Linked DNA regions of Mus musculus: all the other regions are linked to region 1. A link is a loop called in an ENCODE intact Hi-C map of the cell type or tissue named here. Cell type or tissue: heart. All regions are shown on one strand.

Region 1 (8,000 bases):
AGGTTTGGCACCTCTGAAAGGGAGAGATGGACTTGGAACAGAGAGGTAGAAATAGTTGAAGTTTGAAAAGATGGGCAGCGACTTTAACAGATTTACACCCCCCCTTAAATATGATTTTCATATAATCCCCATTCTCTGGGTCAGAACTGTGTGCTGGGCTCAGGTAGGTTTTTCTTACAGACTCTGCATGCTCACGAGTGGGTGGCCACCAGTGGTGTCATGTATACGTCTGGGCAATTGGTGCCATCAGGAGCCAAGCTCATTCTGACCGCCAGCCTCTGCTTTGGGGCCTTCTATAGAGAGTATGGCAAAGGAACACAGTGCGTCAGGAGGAGTGAGGCTGCAGTGATGGCTTCCATCAGAGTCAGCCAGTCCCAGGGCAACCCAACTTGGTGATGGAAAATGACCCTGCTTACGTTCTACAAGAGGCGCCTTGCCCTTGCCGTTCAGGTGTGCGCGCACATTCACTGAAACTCTAGCTCACTGGTTGGCCTGTATGGGCTGCTCAGGAAGCTCCAGGGATCCTCCTGTCTTACCAAGTGTCAGCAATGCTACGATTACAGGAGTGTGCTGCCACATGCAGCCCTTTCAGGTTGTCAGACAAGCGCCGGGTTTCCTTTGACTAGACAGTCATCTCTTCAGCTTTGGAATTTTAAACTGAGCTTGAGTTTAAGACATGGACACTTCGGGGTCAGGACAAGGTAAGTGCTAAAACCCACTTTGCAGCAGGGGTTAGGATGATGGAGCAGGTTTTCCAGGTGAAACATGGGGAAGCTTTGAGTCTGTGCACCCCCAGGATTGATTGGTTGGTATTCTCTCTCTCTCTCTCTCTCTCTCTCTCTCTCTCTCTCTCTCTCTCTCTCTCTCTCCTCCCTCTGTTTGTTCTTTCTCTCTCCCTTCCTTCCTTCCTTCCTTCCTTCCTTCCTTCCTTCCTTCCTTCCTTCCTCATGCTACAGCCCAATATCAGCCCCCCTCTCCTCCCAGTACCCCCTCACACAAGTCCTCTCCTCCACTCTGCCTTCCACTTCCCTTTTGAGAAGGGGAAGCCCTACTGTGGTTGTCATCCCCCCACCACCCCTCCTCTCTGCACATCAAGTTTTTACAAGACTAGGCACTTCCTCTCTCACTGAGACTAGTCAAGGCTGTCCATTTAGGGGTGCAGAGTCCACAGGCAGGCAGGCAACAGATTCAGGGACAGCCCTTCCTCCGTTGTTGGGGGCATGAAGACCAATATGCTTTTCTACTACATATGTGCAAGGGACCTAGGTCCAGCCCATGCTTGCTTTTTGGTTGGTGATTCGATCCCTGGGAGCCCTCAAGGGTCTAGGTTAGTTGCCTCTGTTGGTCTTCCTGTGGAGTCACTGTCCTCTTCAAGTCTGTCAGTCCTCCCAACTCTTCCATAATCCTCCCTGATCTCCATCTAATGTTTGGCTGTGAGTCTCTGCATCTCTTTCCACTGGCTGCTGGGTGGAGCCTCTCGGAGGACAGTTATATAGGTTCCTGTCTGCAAGCATATCAGAGTATCATTAAGAGTGTCAAGGACTGGTTCTTGCCCACAGGATGGGTCTCAATTTGGAGCAGTCATTGGTTGGCCATTCCCTCAGTCTCTGCACCATCTTTGTCCATGAACATCTTGTAGGCAGGATATGATTTTGGGTAGAAGGTTCTGTGAGTAGGTTGCTGTCCTTATCACTCCCCTGGAAGTCTTGCCTGTCTACAGGAAGTAGCCATTTCAGGATCCATATTCCTCCACTGCTAGGAGTCTCAGCTTAGAGTCGCCCCCATAGACCCTATGAGCCCTCCCAGTTTTGTGGCACACCCTAAAGATTGTATTCCCCCACCAACCACTGATTTCCCCTCTCTCTCCCCTGCTCCCCCTATATATGATCTTCCAGGCCCCATCCCACTCCCCTCCCCACCCCTCCTTATACTCAGTCTCTCCTTCCATTGACCTCCCATATATATATTTTTTTCTCTTTTTGAGAAATATTCAGCCATCCTCCCTTGGGTTCTCTTTCTTTCTTTCTTTCTTTCTTTCTTTCTTTCTTTCTTTCTTTCTTTCTTTCTTTCTTTCTTTCTTTCTTTCCTTCCTTCCTTCCTTCCTTCTTTCTTTCTTTCTTTCTTTCTTTCTTTCTTTCTTTCTTTCTTTCTTCCTCCTCCTCCTCCTCCTCCTCCTCCTCCTCCTCTTCCTCCTCCTCCTCCTCTTCTTCCTCCTCCTCCTTCCCCTCCTCCTTCCTTTTGCTTCCATCGTGGCTATTCTCTATTTTATGGCTAAAATCTACTTATAATTTAGTACATACTGTGAATGTTCTTTTGGATCGGGGTTACTTCACTCAGGATGATATTTTCTAGTCCCATCCATTTGCCTACAAAATTCATAATGTCCTCGTTTTTAATGGCTGTGTAGTATTCCTTTGTGTAAATAACTGGATGTCTGAATGTAGAAGAATGCAAATAGGTCCATATTTAGCACCCTGCACAAAACTCAAGTCCAAATGGATCAAAAACCTCAATGTAAAACCAGATACACTGAATCTAATAGAACAGAAAATGGGGAATAGTCTTGAACTCCTCTGTACAGGAGACAACTTCCTAAATAGAACACCAGTGCCTCAGGCACTAAGGTCAGGGATCAATAAATGGGACCTCATTAAACCGAAACCCTTCTGCAAGGCTTAGGACACCATAAATTGGACAAATGGCCTCCTACAGATTGGGAAAATATCTTCACTAACCCTACATCTGACAGAGGCTAATAGCCAAAATTTATAAAGTACTGGAGAAGTTAAATACTAACAACCCAAATAACCCAGTTACAAAATGGGGTGCAGAGCTCAACAGCAGGATCGAATGGCCAAGAAGCACCTAATGTTCAATGTCTTTAGTCATCAGAGAAATGCAAATCAAAATGGTTCTGAGATTCTCCTTATATCTGTCAGAATGGCCAAGATCAAAAACTCAAGAGATAGCACAGGCTGGCGAAGGTATGGAGCAAGGGGAACACTCTTCCATTGCTGGGGGGAGTGCAAACTTATACAACCACTTTGGAAATCAATTTGAAAGTTGCTAAAAAAATAAAACTGGGAATAATTCTACCTCAAGGCCCAGCTGTACTACTCCTGGACATATATCTAAAAGATGCTCCACCACCACACAAAGACACTTGCTCTACTGTGTTCATAGCAGCTTTATTCATAATGGCCAGAAATTGAAAACAACCTAGATGTCCTTCAGTTGAAGAATGAATAAAGAATATGTGCTTCATTTACCCCAAGAATTCTTGAATGGTTTTTATTTCAAACTGTTCCCTTATTTTCTTCCTAGTCTACGTTTTAGAAAGTGCTATTGAACAGCTTGTGGGGGCGAGACACTGTATTGGATACTATGACCAGTAAAATATGTGTGGGATGTGGGATGCACAGATCTCTGTTTCTCATCTTGCATCTCATGTAGACTTAAGATGCTAAATTTATCCTCACGTGCATTTTCCCAGACATTAGATGTAAACCTGAGATTTAAACTTCAAGTTTGAAGTTGCAATGACACAGATTGACCACACGATGGTGCCCAAAGTCTATACAAAGTGAGGGAGTTGTCTTATTCCCAAAGGTGGGTGGAACTTCCGTTAATGAGTTTGGAAAAGGAGGTACCACACAAAAGGATGAGTGTTGTGTGTGGATATGCACACAGAGGCAGAAACACGTTTACAGACTTTGTAAGCATTCTTATATGCGCTAGGAAATCTACAGGGGAGTCTTTTGTGTGTTGTTGAGGAAGTGGAAGGAAAGCTAGTTCTCCAGTTTGGGAGAATAAAGATGGCTGCTTAAATGATTTGTTCTCACCTCTCTTATGGAGAAATATTACAGGGAGATTGAAAATGTCTAAGTTTGTGTGCTCGATGCAGACAGGGCTAGTAGAACACACTCACGTGGGACTCCAGGTGAAGCCTTTTACCTTCCTCCCTCCCCATTTCTTCTCTTTTAAAAGAATCCTGACAAGAGTCTCATTATATAGCCCAGGACAGCCTCTAACTTATGATAATCCTCCTGCCTCCAACTCCCTAGTGTAGTCTTTACAGGTATGTTCTATACTGTGTACTGTTGGTTTTCTTTTTCGTTTATTATTATTTTATTTTATGTGTATGAGTGTTTTGCCTATATATATATGTATTTGTACCTTGTGTGTGCCCAGTGCCCATAGAGGCCAGAAGAGGATGCCAGCTCCCCCAGAGCTGGAGTTACAGACAGTTCTGAGCCGCTGTGTGGATGCTGGGAATGGAACCTGGTCCTTTGGAAGAGCAGCCAGTGTTCTTCACTGCTGAGTCGTCTCCAGTCCTGATTAGATTTTCCCAAGATGAAAAGATAACAAATAATTGAAGAAGTTATCAGTTTCATTTTAGTGTGAGGCAGATAGTTAAACTAGTTTTAATGTACTTTCTCCCTAAAAGGACTTTTTTCTTACAATAATGATCATGCAGTTTTGTTATTGAGCAGGGCCTAGGAGTTTTCATGACATGATGGACTAGAGAGGGAAAAGGCCCCCTGCTCTTGGACTTTTGAGAATAGACATGAGCATTTCTTATTCTCTTACCATTTTTTCCTAGATCCTAATGAGAGAACCAGGAACTGTCTCTCACTGATGTGAACTCAGAAGGTGACACACACCATCGGGAATGTTGTATATTTTCTGAGTCTTTGTCTCACCCATACTGGTGACTGTTTAATTTTGAAGTATTTTACAAAATCCTGACTATATTCAAGCAAGGATGCTATTGGTGGCTCGTATCTGTCTACCCAGACATATTTAATTGAGAGTCCTACTGAAGCGATTACTGGGGTTGAGGCTCTTATTAATGAGAGTCCTTTGGAAATAGGATGCAGGCTGAAGTTGTGACCCCAGTTCCCCAGATGCTTCACCTTTGAGAGACCCTTTGCTAGTTTGGATGATGTCCCAGATTTACAACTACCAGTTAGGTAGACTTGAAATCATCATAAAACAGCTCCACAGCTGTTCAGGGGTTAAAACGGTAAACAAAGGTGCTAATTATATGACTTCAGGATCCCACAGAATGAATACACACAGGATTGTAAATAGAAAAGTTAAAAAAATTAAAAGGACTGTTTGGCCTTATTTTCAGTTAAGGAGTTAAACGTGTAGGGTGCTTTGGGCTATGAACTTTCCTGTATATTTTATTTTCTAAAAAAATAAGGGCTGTCTAGCATCAAGCATCAATTTTTAAAATTTGAAAAATAAATAGCAACACTTTTCTGTGTGAACATCAAGTCTCAGGCCATCAGAGCAAGCATTTGGTGGTGAGTGTTTTGAATCATCAAAGGTATTTTTAAAGCCCAGATGCCTTCTTGAAAAATAAATGTTATCACTTTTAAAATGATCTAGAACGAAAGGCTTTGGGTAGCTGTTTCAATGGTGATGTAAAATTAATGAGCTCACTCTCTGCCATGGGACCCATGTATTGTCACCCTGACTGACTTGACTCTTTCACACCGATGTTCTGCTTTCATACGCTAACAGCATCAAGGGAAGGAGGCTGCCTCAGTTAGAAATCCCTGTGGCTTGTCACAGCCGGCTGTGGCGTTGGTATTTGGCTTTGTCTTTTCTGGGAGCTGGTTCTTGGGCCAACTGTGAAGTACATTACTTCTCAAAAGATGAAAAGTCTGGAGGAGCTGTGCGGGCTAGTTGTTGCATTTTTTATGGGCTGAGCATAGCAGCGTTCATGGTGTGTTGACCCACTTTATTTCCAGGGGTCACTCTCATATGAGCCTGCTTTGTTAGCCCATAGACTGTTGTCCTCCCGATGCTGGACGTTCACCTATTCTTGTGTGAACATGCGTTAGAAGTATGTGTCAGGAGAGCATGACCTTTAGGTAAGGGTGTTGCGATTTGATTCCGTGTTTCACATCACCCAGGAAAGCCAGGTACTTTTACAAGTTAAAATAACTTTATCAAACCGTCTAAATTTCACGTTGGTAGCTAAAGAGAGAATATGGACTCATGTAAAAACAAACAAAAAACACAAAACACCAGAAACATGTGGTTTTTCTCCTTCCCTTATAAATTGACTCTACAATCACGTTCCAGGGTTTACGAGTAGACCCCCAAACCCTGAGGACTTCTGGTCACACCCCTCCCCTCTGGAATTCCCCACCAGAGCAAACCTATTTCCCAAAAGGTGGTTAGGAAATGTTCTAAGACAGTGGCTAGTGTCCTGTAGGATCAAAGGCTTAAGTGAAATTCAAGCGTTGTTGTGCTAAAGGTCTGAACTAGGCTTCCTTTTGAACATACGTTATTCAAGGCGCTGGCGAGATGGCTCAGTGGCTAAAGCACTGCCGCTCAGTGATCTGTCACTCAGTGATCTGTCACTCAGTGATCTGTCAGTCCAGTGATCTGTCACTCAGTGATCTGTCAGTCCAGCTGCAAGAGATCCGACACCCTCTTGTGGGTTTCTTGGACACAAGGCACACACATGGTGTAGAGATACACATGCAGGCAAAACCAGAAAACCCACCCCCATAAAAATATAAAATAACATTTAAAGTACATTATTTGGGAAGTCTACACATAGTAGAGCATGTAACTACTACCATAGTAGACGCAAATGAGATAGAAAGTTAACAGTGTCGCATGCGATGTGATTCTAGATACGTTGTGTGTGAGTACAATGAGAAAAGAGCTAGAAAAAGTGTAAACCCAATGCTGTATACTCATTCCGAAAGTGCATTCTTCCTTTTACTATTTCTTCTGGACTTTAATGTAGTGGGACTGGAGAGATGGCTTGGAATGGAAGAGTGCTTGATCTCCAAGGAGAAGGATCTAATTCCAAATTCCCAGCATCCAGGTAAAAAGCTAGGCATGGATGCACTTGTCTATGACCCCAGCACTGGGCAGACACAGACAAATCCTGAGAGTTTGCTGTCCAGCCAGCCTAACACAGGGCACATATTTCCACTTCAGTGAGAGACCTCAAGGCAACAAGGTTGAAAGTAATAGAGAGCACCCAGTGTCCTGCTTTGACCTTCCCATACCCTGCACACAAACACACAGACATCACACACAGACACACACACACACAGACACACAGACACACACACACACAGACACACACACACACAGACACACACACACACAGACACACACACACACACACACACACACACAGAGACACACACACAGACACACACACACACACACACACACACACACACACACACACCGGCCTTACACCAAGTAATCAGTGGGTGGTTGATATTATGGGTGGGGTTTGTCATTGCTCAGTAATCCTGGATGGCTGCTTCTTGCCTGAGGTCCCCACGTCCTAGTTTTGTCACCCTGTATTACTGCCACCTTTTTGCTCAGCTTTGTACCTCAGCCTTCCTAGGGTCTTCTCTTTTGTGCCTGTCCTGCTCAAGCTCCACTGCTCTCCCAAGTCTTAGTTATGCAAGACAAGTCCTGCTTAGGTACCACTTTCCAAGCCTGAGCTTTTAAGCAGAAAGCCTTTACTCTGTAAATCTTGCAACCTGAGAACTTCCAGAAACCAGGGAGTTTCATAATTCATACTGATGGGAAAATTGGCCTGAACTGATCTGAGGTTAATTGTAATGTTTACTTATTCTGTCTTATATGAATATGCATATTTTGCTACAGAAATGTTAGTGTGCCTGATTAGGGTTACTGATCCAGATTTGCAGGATATGTCATGCCAGTCATTTATGGTGCAAATGGAGGGTCACCTTCCAGAAATACAAAAATATTGGTATCTGAAATGCATCACAAAGTAAATGTTTTATAAAAACAAACTGAATACATGCCAATGTTTTTGATTCTTTGATTTTTATTTTATGTGTACGTTTGAATACCTTCATGCATGTATGAACACCATGGGTATGTTTGGTGCCCTTGGAATCCAGAAGAGGGCATCTTGGAATTGGAGTTACAGGAGGTTGTAGGCCACCGCATGGGTGCTAAAGCCAGGTCTCCTGAAG
Region 2 (8,000 bases), 740 kb after region 1:
AAATCTCCCTGAAGTCTAATATCCAGACTACTTGCTTCTAGTTTGACCTGCGGCACTCATTTTAATAATATAACAATCACTATGATACATGGTCTATAGCCTCTGTGTTAAGCTCCCATGTGTTTGTTATTTCATTAAATATTCTCGACCCCTGAAAAAAAAAGTCATTCCACAATATTCTTGGCAAGAAACCAGAGCTAAAGGAGGTAGGGGGCTTTCCCATGGTCTTAGTGTGTCCTCCATAAAATAAAAGGAATGCCAGCCAGACTGACTTGAAGTGTTTTGGAAGGAATCAATGAGCTCTCATCAGTTGAAGCTATCCCTAGGAAATAGGAAATCATTATCCAAGATGCTCGTACTCTCAAATAGTAAGAAAACATTCTAAATATTTTCCACATGTTTATGTTATTTTATCTAAAAATGTGAAGTGGATTTCTCCTCTTAGCTAAAATGTAGGTATTTTCTGAGGTGAGCCTATATCATCAGTGCTCAGAAATTATACAATCAAATAGGAATTACCCATGGCAACTGAAACTTTGAGATTTAGTCTATAATGAGGCTTTTAATATAATGAGCTAAAAAAACTCTACGAAATCTGAGCACACCCCCCCATGCACAATGTATTTTAATCAACTCAAATGAATTAAGATGATATAGATCAAGTCCTCTTGCTATGAAAACTAAAGTGCCATAATGAGATAGTTGGCCTAAAAAAAAAAAATCCAAATTCACTGTAAAGTCACTGTAATCAAAATGATATGATGGGTCTAAGGTATAGCCTAGTGGAATATTGCTCACCTGGGTATGTGAGGATCCGTATTGATGCCCAACTGTGTAAAATGGAGAGCAGCAGACCAGCACATTAAGGACACAGATAGACTAGAGAGCACAGGAGTAGATTTCAGTGTATAGGGGATTTGTTTTTTAATCAAGGGGAAGGGTATTTTACTTCACAAATAAGACTGGCCTAATTAGGTGTCTGTAAGGAAGAAGGCAAAGCCAGGCTCAGCCTCACGATTTACAGAGTAAGTGGTATCTTGATTAAGGTTAAAAAACTAAAGGGAGGCCAGCAAGATGTTTTGGTGGGCAGTGGCGCTCACCACCAAGCTGCGGTCAATCCTTGGCACCTCACTGGTGGACAGAAAGAACTGACTCCCTAACCTCTACATACCTGCGCGCGCGCGCACACACACACACACACACACACACACACTCACGGAGACACACACAGACACACGTGCACACAAATAAATGAATTAAGCACTTGCTAAAAACGAAAAAGTTAGAGGAAATGTTTATAGGGGAGAGCTTTTAAAAATAGGCTTGCAGATCCCCAACGAAAATTCAGACACCTCTATGGCAAAAAGCAAGGTCATTGTCTGACTGAATAGTACATTTATGTGAGGGAGAAAAAAAAAAGCCATGCTCCTTTCTGAAGACGAGTCATTGTTGCTGCCTTCTCACAGAGAACATCAACTAGCTACAATGTGAACAATGCCAGACCAGAAACAGGCTGCAGGCTGGCCAGGCTGCAGGGTTAACTGAACAAGACCTTGTAAGCCATCTACACACAGGCAGTACTGGAGGGCGACATAGGAGGGACTTGTAACAAAGAACAGAAAATAGGGACAATGCCGACTACCAGATGTATTTAGGAGTCCACCAACTAATTTCTGATGGAACAAAGAATCATGCAGTACAAATTTTAAAATGTGGGGAATGATGTGAATGCTCAAAAACGTACCATAACATGCTAAGTGTCTTCTAATTTTTTGTTTTGGTCACTTAAAAATAATTGAAGATAATTTGGCCAGAACTAACACAAAATCTTAACCAAAGCTCAGTTTTAAAAAGATACCTATCATTTTTTTTTAATGTGTTTACTTTCGGGCTGTGTACTGGTTTGTATACCATGAAATCACTCACAACACAGGCCAAATGTAATCGCTGGGAGGTAACAGCTTTCTTGTATCTCATACTCAATGCGAGGGTCATTTAGAATTACAGACATTTCCTGACCGCCAAGGAGCACAGTAGACATCTTAGCCTTCTGGGAGTCTATTAGTAGGGATTCGGTGACTTAGTCTGCAAATTTTGCTTTAAAATAATTACAAAATATAAATGCCAGCTTGTGAAGAAAATAATGGTTTTCCCGGATCGACTCCTTCCTAAAATGTTCCACGGCTTAATTTTGATTCTTGTTGTAGATAAAGCAAGCATATTTCACTGGACGAGGCGCATTGTCGCTAGCTGTGACCGAGTGATTATTTTTTTTTATTGTAAGTGCAAAAATAAGCACTTTCTGGTAATGGCTCAAATTACATTGATTTTCACAGTTATGGGCTTACCTGAAGCCCGCTGTTAATCACTCACATAATGCTAATCATGTCGCAAGCTCTTTCTTAATTAAACCCACTTAGTAAGGAACAGCAAGAACAAAGCAAGTCCAAACTAGGAAGCTCTGCCTCTCTGCCTTTCTTCCATTGACGTGGACTCCACACCATTCTAACCTGGTCTTTGTTTTATTTCCAAGACAATTTCTTTTTACGGTAGAGCCATATTTGTTAGCCCACCCTTCAGCTTTGATTACAATTTCTTTCCTAAAATGTAAATTGGGTTTTTTTCCCCACACGGCCTTTCACAAGAAAATGATTAAATGTTTCTTGATGAAATAGGCTGATGTAATATTCTGCAAAATTATTCTGTATTTTAAAGAAGATATTACTGGACCTTCAGCTTAATTGGGAGAATTGTTTTATTTATGATTGATGTAAACTAAATACCCTAAGCAAGTGCCGGAATACACTGATAAACATGGCCCCGTGTGAAGAATTTGTAAAGCAACACTGCCACCAAGAGGTAAAATAGGGAAAAACAAATTAATTGAAAATTAATCTTGAAAAACCTATTATGTTCAGATAGCTGATCTGTACTTAGTATGATTGCTAACGATAACAATCTAGCTTTTGGGCTACCATTGTCAGCGTTCAGTGCCCACAGCCTTTGATAGCTCCTATTTGCATTTTGCATACACACACACACAAGGCAACCAGTGAAAACTATTTTGGAAGAAGATACTTTATCAATGTAATGAAAAGGCTTCAGAGTAGCTGATTTGCCAGATAGTCCTAATATTATGTAAAGGACGTTCCCAGTGCAATAAGGGGACGGTGAGGTTAGAAATAAACTCAGAGGAATTAAAAAGAGTTAACCACAAGCACTTTGGGCTAGAACAGCAGTCCCCTGCTGCAGAGCTCAGCCAGTTCCCAAAACAATTCTGCAAAGCTCAGCAAGAAAGCTTCCACCTGACCTGGAAATTCACAAGATACAGAAGTGGTTTCGACTGTGGAGAGATAAGGGGAAAGGGGACAAGGGGGAGGGTGGGGAGGACAAAAGGAGGGGGACGTGTGGGTTATTTTTAGTCGAGAATGGCACAAGCATTCGGTTACTAAAACCATGTAACACCCACAAAATAGTCTCTCATGCCCAACTGAAGCTGGGAACACACTGTCCTTTCTGTGGCGATGTTTTAAGGGAGTTACTTTTACTGTCTCTCCTCCCCCCCACCATGCCTGAAAATGAGATGGGGCACACAGATCTTTAGCTTACTTAGAATTAAGTAAATGTGGGGCTTATTGATATTTAAAACAAATTGGCTTCAGGTTCGTGATGTACCCTCGAGATAGGTTATGGAAACTCACATTTTAACGCCGCACCTTAAAGTGCTGCCAAATTTCCATTCCACCATCTAATCCGCACCACACCTGCTGGGGTGCCTTGCCCCACGCTCTGACCTCTGCCGCTGGGTTTCCAGGTCCGTGTCTCCAGCGGGGAGGATCTCCACTTCCCCGATCAGATCCGTGAAGTCGCCACTGCTCATTCGCAAGACTCAGACCACCACCATGGCCACAGGCCCCGAGGTGCCTCCCCCTTGGAAGCAAGAGGGCTACGTGGCCTCCTCGACTGAGGCTGAGATGAGAGAGACGACAATGACAAGCTCTACCCAGATCAGAAGAGAAGAGAGGTGGGAAGGGAGATACGGGGTCCAGGAGCAAGTGACCATCAGTGGAGCCGCGGCTGCTGCGGCCAGTGCGTCGGTCAGCTCGTCATTCACGGCAGGAGCCATCACCACTGGGACTAAGGAGGTACCGTCAGAACCCTTTCCTTTCTCCATTTCATCTTCTGGTTCCTCTGATCCAGTTTCAGGCATGGACTGCACAGGTTAGAGAGGAAATGCATAGGAGCCTAAAACTACAATCAATATGGTTGTCCTTTATCAAAGCATCTTTTTTGAGTCAAAGACTAATCTGTGAGGCTGGCATAATGTATGAATTTTAATGGTGCTGGCCTTGTCTTTCTGGGCAATGATAGGTAAATTACATATGCATATATTTTGCTCTTCCTGGTCATTAAGGGTTTGTAACTTTTCTACCATGGGTGTTGTTTTAGAAAGCATTGTACTTGTTGATACAGGTGAAACAAGAGACAGACAAGAGTGCAGCTGTTGCGACTGTCGTTGCTGCTGTTGATATGGCCAGAGTGAGAGAACCAGCCATCAGTGCTGTAGAGCAAACTGCTCAGAGGACAACCACGACTGCTGTGCATATACAACCTGCTCAAGAACAGGTAAGCACAAAGCCACCAGGGGGTGCTAGAACGGCCCCGGCTCAACTCTGCTCTTAGTAATTGGACATACAAATCCCCTGCTGAACCACACAGTGCTGAAGGCAGTGGCCCAGGCTTTAAAAGCTTCCCGAGGAAGCTAGAAATATCAAATGTGTTTAAGCTGTAAATATCACAGGAGCAGACCGGGTCAGAAGAAATACCTGGGCTGTGTGAGGCGAGCAAAAGTTAACTACTGTTTTCAAGGCATCCAGGGACTGTGGGAGCCTGGCAGACATGAAACAAAAGGCAGGTCAAATCTGAGTGCAGATTTCCATAGCTAGTTGTGGAAGCTACATTTTCAAGGGTTGGCATTAGATTTCTCTAAGTTCCCGGAAGGACCACGGCTTTTACTTTCCTCAAAACAAATGTGACATTTTGATTCTCGGCTGCAAAGCAATATAAATGCAAGGCCACCTCATGTGTAAACAGGCTCTGTTAGTCTAAAAGCTCTCTCACTCTCCTCCCTGTCCTGTGGGTTGATTGTTACCGCTTGGTCCTGATGTAGCAGCGTACACTTCCAAGTGGTGTGGACTGAAATGGCTCCTTTCTTTTGTCAATGAAAATCAGGCGAGAAAAGAGGCGGAGAAGACCGCAGTAACCAAGGTTGTAGTTGCTGCCGATAAAGCCAAGGAACAGGAACTAAAATCACGAACCAGAGAAGTGATGGTGACAACGCAAGAGCAGACTCACATATCTCATGAGCAGGTGGGGTGAACTTTGATTTGCAAATGTGCCAACACCTAAGATGACCTTTTACTGTGAAGCAGGTTAATTCTAGGGCCACGTGTCTAGTTTCACACAAATAGCATCCTCCTCTCATGTATGTCTATTCCTGAGCACTTGACACCAGTGCCCCTTAGAGTCACTAAGTATTCCTACTGGAAATAAAATGAGGATTCATCTCATCTAACATATATATATAGTGTAAATCATTTACACTGATTATAGGTTAAATGTGTGGCTATGGATAGGGAACAGGCAGAGTGAGAACGGAAAGATGATGCAGGTGTTGTGGATGAAACAGGCAAGAATGTAAGGGAAAACAGAATATGCTACATTAAAAGCTTGGTGCCGCTTCCTGACCCCTTGGACATTAGCACATGGGTTTCATATAGGATGTATGACATACATACCTACATGTAGTAGGTTGAATAGTGAGAGGTTGGACTAAAAAGCACTTGTGGACAGATGGGAGAAGGCCTGTTGGTAGAACTGTTGGTCAGGGGAGACAGTTGATTATAGGATAATTTGAGAAAATTAATTTTCAAGTCCCTTTCTGCCCTGTGGTCCTGAGGTTCAGTGATAAGATACCCAAGGATGGGAAGGACTTACTCTTTAGACATCAAATGGAAGTGAAACATCCTTCCATGGCTCAGGATTGGAGCAATACATTGACCAAGATAGTAACCAAAATTGTGTCTCCATTTTAGACAAGCCTTGATATTCAAAACCATTATTGTATGTTTAAAAAAAAAAAAGACAAAATAGAGTAGGAAGGCAGACTGTAAATTATGCTTGGATTTTCACATTAAAGTAAGGAGCCAGGCAAAATTACTCCTTGAGACTTCCGTAGTAATATTCTGAGGTGTAAGATTACTTTTGGCTGATAGAATTAGCACCTAATTAAATTACCATATGACCACCTATAGAAGGCACAAATCTTGCTAAGGTAGGTAGCCACTGTCTGTAAAACAAGCAGTCCTGAGTCCGACATTCCATTTCCCCTAAAGAGACTAATGCATGGTTCAGAGAGCAAACAAATGTGCTCGTATTAATTAAGATGTGAAGATTTAATTAACGATATCAGAAAGGGAGGTTCACTCTCTCGATTTCCTACTTTGTTGGATCTGATGCTGGGTTAGCCCCATTGTAGATTTGGAAACAATAAGGTCCTGTTTTTATTCATTGATTGCAGATAAGAAAAGAAACTGAAAAAGCATTTGTACCAAAGGTAGTGATCTCCGCAACCAAAGCCAAAGAGCAAGAAACTAGAATCACGGGAGAAATTACTACAAAACAAGAGCAAAAGCGAATAACTCAAGAAACAGTAAGTCTGGCTTTGATCCTTACAAATGGCTCATTTCCAGTCATCAGCTGTGTGTACATTATACCCAGAGCTTCAGACCAGACTCTCTTTCGTGTCTCTTCCTCCTACTGTTGACCAGTGTCCAGGGTTAGAACTCTTTTGTGTTCACTGTTCTGTGTCCACGTGAGCAGTGCACGTAAACTGTGCTCGAACAGTTTTGGAGGTTATCCTAGAACTTCAGATCAGACATAAACAGAAGGTGCACCGCACTTCTGCCACTAGCCACTAGCACATCAGTTTTGCACATGTAACCTGAGTCCTCCGTCACTCAGATTGGGACATTTAGCCATTGTGCAGTTGTAAGACACATACCTATCTATGCTCACCTGCTGACACACATGCACACACCTTAGCCCCAAGCACTTTAACTAAGCAGCAGTTGCCCATTAGAGAAGACAGCACCCATAATTCCTGGGTGATAAACACTGAAGTAAACATATAGGATATAGGAAGACATAGCCTATGTATGATATATATGTATATAAACACATGTATATGCAATGAATGTGTGTATATATATATATATATATGAGATTGATGTCACTGAAGACTACTTTTCTTCCCTCTGTCACCAAGCTTGAAGGGACAGGAGCTTTTATTTTGAATTCTTTGACCCATGCTGTCCTCAGAGCTCCTGTCTGATCTAAGAGCTACTTTCTTTTGAGAACATTGTACTTATAAAAAGGCTAACCATAGTCATCTGCCCAGGTTTCCCTTACCTTGTCCTCAGGACAAAAGGGACTTCGTGTGGCCTGGGAGTCAGGCCAGGCAAGATTGGAGCATAGGAATCTTTGTGACCATTGCAACATAGCAGACTGATGAGTTCAGCCAACCTCAGTTTTCAGCCATTCAGCAACAACAGCCATAGCCCAAAGAGATCACCTTTTCAGTCCTGGCATAATTTATTAAGTTTGGCAGCAATGTTTATTGCTCAGAAAAGCAGCGGCAGGTGGTAAGCCCACACTTAGACCTCTGACACAGGGGGTGTGACATTTTCTACCTCATCACTGAGCCTTCCGCATTCTGAATATGGCCTGGCCGTCTTACTGTTCCTTATGGGACCTTTAAACTCAAACCTTCATTTTACTCCACAATGTCAGATAAGACAGGAAACTGAGGAAATTGCTGCATCCATGGTAGTGGTTGCCACCGCCAAGTCCACAAAACTAGAGGCAGCTGTGGGAGTTCAAGAAGAGACTGCCATACAACAGGATCAAATGCACCTCACTCATGAACAGGTGATGACTTC
Region 3 (8,000 bases), 350 kb after region 1:
CTCAGATTTACAAATAATCAAAGTTATGAAGTGGCAGTATTTGCATAGTAAGTCGTTGTACAGGATGCTTTCTCGTTGCTGTGACACGATACCTGATTCAGGTACATCAAGAAAAATGTGTTTATCTGCTCTACAGTTTGAAGGCATAGTATGCCAGGAGGCAACTGTCACAATGTTTTCACAATCAAGAGGGAGGAGGGAGAGGAGGAGGGGGAGCAGAGGAAGAGGCAGAGATGGATGCTGGTGCTCAGCTTCTTTTATCATTTTCTCTCAGTGCTGGGACACAGCCCATGTTTAGAGTGGGTCTTCCTACCTCAGTTTCCCTAGTTAGAAAACTCCTCACAGACATGCAAGAGCTTTGTCTCCGAGATTTTTCTAGAGCCTGTGCATATCAACCATCAATATCAAGCATGACACTTCCTAGGTGGGAACTGTCTCTACTCAATCAGTGTGTCTCAAGACAAGGTACACACATCAATTGTGATGGCTATGACAATTTCAAATGGATTACGTTTTTTAAAATTAAGTATTTAAAATTAAACAGTTGAATATATTAGGAAAATGATTTTAATCCAGTTTGATTTTATAAACATGGGTATGTGATAGAGATGGCAGGCCTAAAGATATATTAAATATCTTGAATAAAAAATTATTAATTCTAGGAAAACTTCACTGTACCATTCAAATGAGATGATCAATAATGTCGTGAAAATGCGTTCAGAAGTAATCTAGTTTGTATGTAAATTAGGGAGTGTCAGAAAAGACTCTCATCAATAACAGCTTTCTATATTTGGGTAATGATGTGTCGTGTACAGAAAACATTATCCCATTTTCATACAACCTCCTTCTTGCTGATACTTAAAACATTAAAAATAGAAACTATCCCCCTGAAGGCACATATGTTGAAGGCTCAGTCCCCAAGGTTGCAAAATTCAGAGGTGAAGAGTAAGGAATACAATTGGATAGTGAAGACTCTAAAGTCATTGAACAATGGAGCCACAATAGATCCATACATAAGGACTGAGAGGCAATGAGGACTGTAGGAAATGAAGCCCGGTTGGAGGAAGTGGGTCACTGGAAACACACATTGGAAGATATGTTTGGTTCCTGTTCCCTCTCTTCTTCCTTTACTCTCCTCCCCTATCCTTCCTCTTCTCTTCACGTCCTGACCATAATAAAGTACACATCTTTGTTCCATCTTACCTTGCCTGTCATGCTATTCTACCTTGCTTGGAGCCTAGAGCAATAGAGCCATGCAAACACAGCCTGGAACCTCTGAAATTGTGGACCAAGATAAACCTTTCCTTCCTCTGAGGTGATACCACTGGAATAATTTGTCACAGTGACACAAAGCTGAGGAACACAGTATCTACTTCAGGCAGATTATTATTACGGAGTAGCAACATGGATAAACAGCGTATATTATTCAAATGCCTTTATCAAAAGCTGAAAGGATTTGAGCACACACTCGGCAGCTCTGCGGGCTTCGAGAATGTTTTCTACAAAATCAATAAATCAAAGCAGGATGATGATATAATGAAAACCAAGGGCATTCAACTGCTGAAGACACAGAATTATCTCTTTGCAAGGTATTAGCTGGGTGCTATGTCTACATTATAAACTGGACCTGGGAAAGTAAGTAATTGAGAAACCAAAATGACACGTGACGGCACACAGGCGCACTCACAGCCAATCGGAAAAACCCTCCTCGTGTTAAACCTGAAGTTTTTCTAGAGAGGTATGCCCTTAGGATTCCTACACTGGCTTATCTCAGTTGTAGATGATCCACAAACAACAACAACACGAAGAACAACAAAGTACCCACAGGTCTGGATGATGAAGGTCTTAGGATCCGGTCTTCCAGGCCTTCCCTTTACCAACCAGGGCGATTCCCATGAGGTCTTGCACTGATGTGAGTTTCTACGTCCTTACTCGGATGCAGTGACCTCCATGACCAGATGGAAAAATAATCAGTCAGTTGTAAAGCGTTGTGCAGTATTAGGCAAGGCTGATTTCTGGAGTTTCCTTTTCTAATGAGATAAGCTTGTTTTATTTCCTCTTGTAATTGAGATCACCAATGTTTCAAAGGTTTTGTGTGTGTGTGTGTGTGTGTGTGTGTGTGTGTGTGTGTGTGTGTGTTTCTCTTTTAAAAGCATAGTGAGTTTGGAATGTAGAATAATAATTAAGATGTAAAGGATGGAGGTATTTATAATGGGTAATAGGTGGAATCTTGTATAAAAGACAATTTTTCCACATGAAATACTTCAGGTGAGCATTGGATGGCCCAACCTAAAAAAAGAAAAGGACCACACAACACCTACTCCTCTTAGACCCTCCTGAAGACAGTGCTTCTTGTCAAGTGCTCTGAACTACTGTCCTGCGATCTCAGCAGCGAGGGAGGCAGGCCCTGCATGTGCTCTCCCTGGAAGCACTGCTGGCTCAGAACGTTGATTCCTGAGGTTGTAAAAAAACCTGTTATTGATGTTATGTTGTGCTTACAGACAGGAGCCTGGCATGGCTGTCCTCTGAGAGACCCTACAAGCAGCTGACTGAGACAGAGGCAGATACTTACATCCAACCATTGGACCAAAGTCGGGGACCCCACCGTTGAATTAGGGGACGGATTGAAGAAGAGGACACCAGCAGTCGCAACTTAACCAGATCCCAGGGAGCTCCCAGAGACTGAGCCACCATCCAGCATACACTGGCTGATCCAAGGCCTCTGGCACAAACACTGCAGAGGTCTGCCTAGCCAGGCCTCAGTGGGAAAAGAGGTGCTCAATCCTAGAGATACTTGAGGCCCCAGGGAAGGAGGAGGCCTGGTGGAGGGGAGCACCCTCTGGGAGGCAAGGGGGAGGAGGAATGGGATGAGGAACTGTGGGAGAGGAGACCAGGGAGAGGGGGGAAAAGAGTAGAATGTAAATAAATAAATTAAAAAAAATAAGCCTATGCCTTCATTTCTGTTTTTGAAGGTGGTGGTGGTGGGATATCTTTGAAGAGGTTTTAATCAACAGGCTTAATGAATGAGATGGCGGCACACTTCTGCATATGAATCAAGGCTTAGCTTTCCTAATGAACTCCTTAGAAACACTTCTGTATTCATTGATAGATTCACTTTACTTCCACCAAGACACACATTCCCCTCGAAAGGCTCTTGATGCCTCGCCGGGGTTAGATGTCAGACACGATGACCGCTTCTAAAAGCCATTGCTCTCCCAGAAAAGTGATTGAGGTGGCTTCAAGTGCTCTGCCTCCAATTGCCTCCCATTTCTCTGCAATATTCTTCTGCTCAAATGTCTGGAAGAAATGCTGCTTATTGTTCCCTCTAGTGGCCACTGGGACGTTCTTTTTTTAAAACGCGTTTATTTCATTCTTTGGCCTTTTATTGTCAATTTAATGCAATTTAAAAGCAGTTTATCCATCTTGTAGGAGCTACAGAGGACAGCATCATTTGTATGACGTCATCAGGGTGCTGATAAATAGTTACAATCGTCTCTTAAGAGATCCCCTATTTTCTTTATGCTTTATTTACCCAAAGCTTATTGGCTGTTAAATTTTTAAATATAGTTCTTCCTTCCAGTTTGAAATATTATCATTAACTCTGCCATCCCAAGAATATCATTTATATTTGAGGACAGGGACTCATTTTGTTCATGCTTAGGCCTGGCTGCTTCTCACTTTCTAGGAATCAACAACATTTCAAATGAATAAGTCAATCATGGGATTTCCGGTTCTTTAGGAAACAGGGTCTGGTACACTTGATTCCGCAGGCCTCCTATGTCTCCCTTTGTCCCTCCTTCCATGCACTTATTCCTTCCCATCCATCCCAGATGGGTATGGCTGACGATCGGGATCTCATCCTCCCTTCCTCCATGCAGAAGTTCAGTGAAATGTTTTTCTTCTAGCGCGTTTGCGTCCCAATGCTAATGAGCGTTATACTCCGTGGATGAGGGTGAGGAAAACAGTCGAGAAAAAAACAAAGCAGATAATTAAGCAGAACAGGAGGCTCTTACAAAAACTCGAAATTGGAACTTGTCTTCACCTGAGAGCAATCAAGAGGTAACTCTTAATTAAAATGACTTAGATAAATAGATTTGTAAAGTGCTTTGTTCCCAGATGAAAAAGACTCGGTATTTTAAAGATGTCAATTTCTCCAGATTAATCTGTAAATTCAATAGCACCCCAGTAGAGTTTAATAAACTTTAGCAATTGTTCTTGAAGTTCATCTGCAAGAATATATGAGCAAAAATAGCCGCAAACAACCAAAATATTAGTAAAGGTCGTGGAGGGAAAGGCTATGTTTAATATGTTTTAATGGGGTTATGAAGCCACAATAAAATACTATGTTATGAAATCAGCAGATGAGAGGCAGGAACAGAAAGCAAATAAAGAGGAGCGTGGTGCTTTAATTTGACTCATCTTTGCAACTTAGATCAGTGAGGGAAGAGACAGACAACCGATTTTTGACGAAAAGACCCAGCGTCCAACTTCTCTCCTCATACCAACATGGAGATTCAGTGGGTGTGTCGATCACAAATTAAAGCACTGAAAACAAATAAAAGTGGGTTTATTAATAAATAACAAAATGAAAGGAGTATTTAAGAACATAATATAAGCTGGGCGTGGTGGCGCACGCCTTTAATCCCAGCACTTGGGAGGCAGAGGCAGGCGGATTTCTGAGTTCGAGGCCAGCCTGGTCTACAAAGTGAGTTCCAGGACAGCCAGGGCTATACAGAGAAACCCTGTCTCGAAAAACCAAAAAAAAAAAAAAAAAAAATTAAAAAAAAAAAAAAAAAAGAACATAATATAAAAACATAGTAAAAATAATAGAATACATTTATATTACAATTTATATTTATAATTAAATAATTTCAATTTAATTTTATTATAGTTTATTATAGTAAAATAATTTACTAATAAATAAATAAATGATTATATTTATAATACATTTATATTACAATACAAATTGACTTTTGAAGTTACTTTTAAAAACACTCCTGAGTATGGTCAGAAGACACTAGTTTTAAAAAAATGAAAGAAAGAAAGAAAGAAAGAAAGAAAGAAAGAAAGAAAGAGAGAGAAGGAGGGGGAGGGAGAGAGAGAGAGAGAGAGAGAGAGAGAGAGAGAGAGAGAGAGAGGAAGGAAGGAAGGAAGGAAGGAAGGAAGGAAGGAAGGAAGGAAGGAGAAAAAAATCACCAAAGACAAAGTGATAGTTTTTGTAATTTGCACAGACCAAGCCATTAGGAAAAAAGATATCACAGTGGGGAAGTGACAAAAGATAAAGACAGGAAAGCCACCGGAGAATAATTACAAATGGCCATAAATGATGAGAGGGCTCCCAGTTGGTGCAACCCAAACCCAAACTGCCAAAGCCAAGAATTCATCATGCAAAATTTGCTAACACACCTTGAAACAAGGGCCTTCAGTGCTATAAAGTACTATAAATAGGAATGTAGATTAATACAGTGAGACTTAAGGTAAAACTTGCAATAGACATCAAATGTTTTTGAATAGCCAATTCTACTTCTATGCTTTGGAATTTTGTCTTACAGAAACAACTAGCAAAACTGAGCAAGTGTGTGTGTGTGTGTGTGTGTGTGTGTGTGTGTGTACCAAAATAACACTATTTGGCATTTCATAAAAAATGCTACAGTATGATCCAGTAATAATTACAACATGATCCAGTAATCTAACAAGCTCATAGCCCCCAAAACTGAAAGTGGGGACTTTTAGTTTGAATGTGAAATGTCCCACATAGGGTCACGTGTTTGAACATGGAGTCCCCAACTGATAATGACTTATGGGGAGCTTATGGAACCTTACCTTGCCGAGAGAGTATGATACCGAGGGTCGTCTTTGAGGTTGATAGCTTCTCTCTCTCTCTCTCTTTCTCATTCTCTCTCTCTCTCTCTCTCTCTCTCTCTCTCTACCTCATGCTCCATCCTCCACACCTTCCCCACATGGTGGACTTTATTCTATCTGGAACAATAAGCCAAAACAAACCTTCACCCCTAACAGTTGCTTCTTGTCAGGGAATCCTATCACAGTGACACGAAAGTAGCTTATATGGGCTCAGAAACACACCGTGCCTCCATGTGCATAGTGGCAGGATTTACAATAACCACAAAGCTAACATTCACTGTTGTACAGCCATCACCACTATCTCTATTCAGGGGTTTTTCATCTTTACCAAATGACATTCTGTATGCTTTAAACACTAACTCATCTCTCCTCCTGCACCATCACTGGGAAAACATAGCTCTACCTTCTAGTACTATGACTTGGGCTACTTTAGGAACTTTATAGGAACAGATTCAAACAATACTCTTGTTCCTTAACACATGATGCCTTGAAGGTCATCAGTGTTGTTGTGTGTATATGTCCTTCCATTTAAGGCCAAATAATCGTTCACTTCTGTATGGGCCACATTCATTTAATTATGTATGTATTAATAGATACACAGGTGGCTCACCTCCATCTATTTCACTGAGCGTTCCTTTGAAGACCCAAGACAAGACTCTTCTGAGTGTAACAGCCGACAACTGCTGTCCCTTACATTCTCACTTTTTTTTTAGATTTATTTATTATTATATGTAACTACACTGTAGCTGTCTTCAGATGCACCAGAAGATGGCATCAGATCTCATCATGGGTGGTTGTGTGCCACCATGTGGTTGCTGGGAATTGAACTCAGGACCTTCGGAAGAGCAGTCAGTGCTCTTACCCGCTGAGCCACCTCTCCAGCCCACATTCTCACTTTTTTATTCAACCATGGATTAAGTTATTCTTCTGAATAAAAACTAACCTTAATCCAGGATGAATTTTCAGGTCAACCGTTAAAACAACAAAAATATTCCCAACCTTTTATGTGATATAAATGATAGAAAAAGATACTCCCAACAGGGTAGGAGATGATTCCCTGTCTAAAACGTCTCTAAAGGAGCTAAACATAGATTCCCTTCATTTTTCTCCACTGTGGTATGGTCAACTGTGCTGGCTAGTTTTGTGTCAACTTGACACAGCTGGAGTTATCACAGAGAAAGGAGCTTCAGTTGAGGAAATGCCTCCGTGAGATCCAACTGTAAGGCATTTTCTCAATTAGTGATCAAGGGGGAAAGGCCCCTTGTGGGTGGGACCATCTCTGGGCTTGGTTCTATAAGAGAGCAGACTGAGCAAGTCAGTAAAGAACATCCCTCCATGGCCTCTGCATCAACTCCTGCTTTCTGACCTGCTTGAGTTCCAGTCCTGACTTCCTTGGTGATGAACAGCAGTATGGAAGTGTAAGCCAAATTAAACTCTTTCCTCACCAACTTGTTCCTTGGTTATGATGTTTGTGCAGGAATAGAAACCCTGACTAAGACAGTCAACAATCTTTGCATTTTTGCAAAAGGAATTTGATTTCCTCTGGGACATCAAAGGGGAGCAAAACATGGTCTCTGCCTCATAGTTGAGGATTTCCAAGTCCAGCAACAAGGCCAGCCATGGCTCCGTTGGGCAGTAGGTTGTCCACAGGCAATGTAGACCTAGGATGTCTATCTGTACTGTGGAAAGATGCCCTCTGAGCATAAAGGCTGGTGCCATCTTCTCCAGTGCAGCTGTGACTGCCTGAAAGAGATCTTATTATCAGACATTAGACGTCTACTCATAGAAAGAGGGGGTAAAGGGGGGTCATCAGACGCTCCCCTCTTATCTCAGATACGCTCGGCACGTCCCCTCTAGCTATCTGTATTTCTGCCCCAGCTACACATGGTTTCAAGAAATGGTTGACTATACAGTAAACAGAGGGTTAACTGGTGAGGAATTTCATGTCCATGGCTATGGGAAAGTCGTCATCCATGCTGGAGTGAGAATTTTCCATAGCACAGCTGTCTGAGGGTCACCCACATGTCTATAAATAACCCCTTCCATGCTCAGAAAGCAAGCCAGATAAACCCCATTGTTCTCCAAGGTGGACTTGGGAAGGATTATTACTCTGTCCTGTCATCGGTGTTATATCTTAG

What was found. Hi-C counts contacts between places; a loop is a spot of excess contacts. Peaks named below come from ENCODE experiments on the same cell type or tissue, not always from the same donor. Only the 100,000 strongest peaks of a DNase experiment are listed, where the experiment ranks them.
Region 2: it touches region 1 in a loop (10-fold over the local background); 13 of 42 quality-filtered maps call a loop at or near these places.
Region 3: it touches region 1 in a loop (9-fold over the local background); 13 of 42 quality-filtered maps call a loop at or near these places.

The regions. Positions count from the first base shown.
Region 1 is chr2:77,705,025-77,713,024 of GRCm38, reverse strand. All of the region lies in intron 3 of Zfp385b (zinc finger protein 385B), which reads left to right. Among named protein-coding and RNA genes, the nearest start is that of Gm35431, 56 kb to the left of the region's middle. In heart, a CTCF peak has its summit at 3,556; no DNase peak of the experiment used is centred here; H3K27me3 peaks cover 250 bases.
Region 2 is chr2:76,965,766-76,973,765 of GRCm38, reverse strand. Ttn (titin) reads left to right here. Exons shown (of 313, transcript NM_011652.3): 7 at 3,815-4,145; 8 at 4,474-4,626; 9 at 5,233-5,370; 10 at 6,581-6,712; 11 at 7,852-7,989. Among named protein-coding and RNA genes, the nearest start is that of Ttn, 13 kb to the left of the region's middle. In heart, CTCF peaks have their summits at 2,854 and 4,641 (motif pointing right); a DNase peak (open chromatin) is centred at 4,625; H3K4me3 peaks cover 364 bases; H3K27ac peaks cover 636 bases.
Region 3 is chr2:77,352,303-77,360,302 of GRCm38, reverse strand. No RefSeq gene overlaps it. Among named protein-coding and RNA genes, the nearest start is that of Gm35317, 32 kb to the right of the region's middle. In heart, a CTCF peak has its summit at 3,322 (motif pointing left); no DNase peak of the experiment used is centred here; H3K27ac peaks cover 724 bases.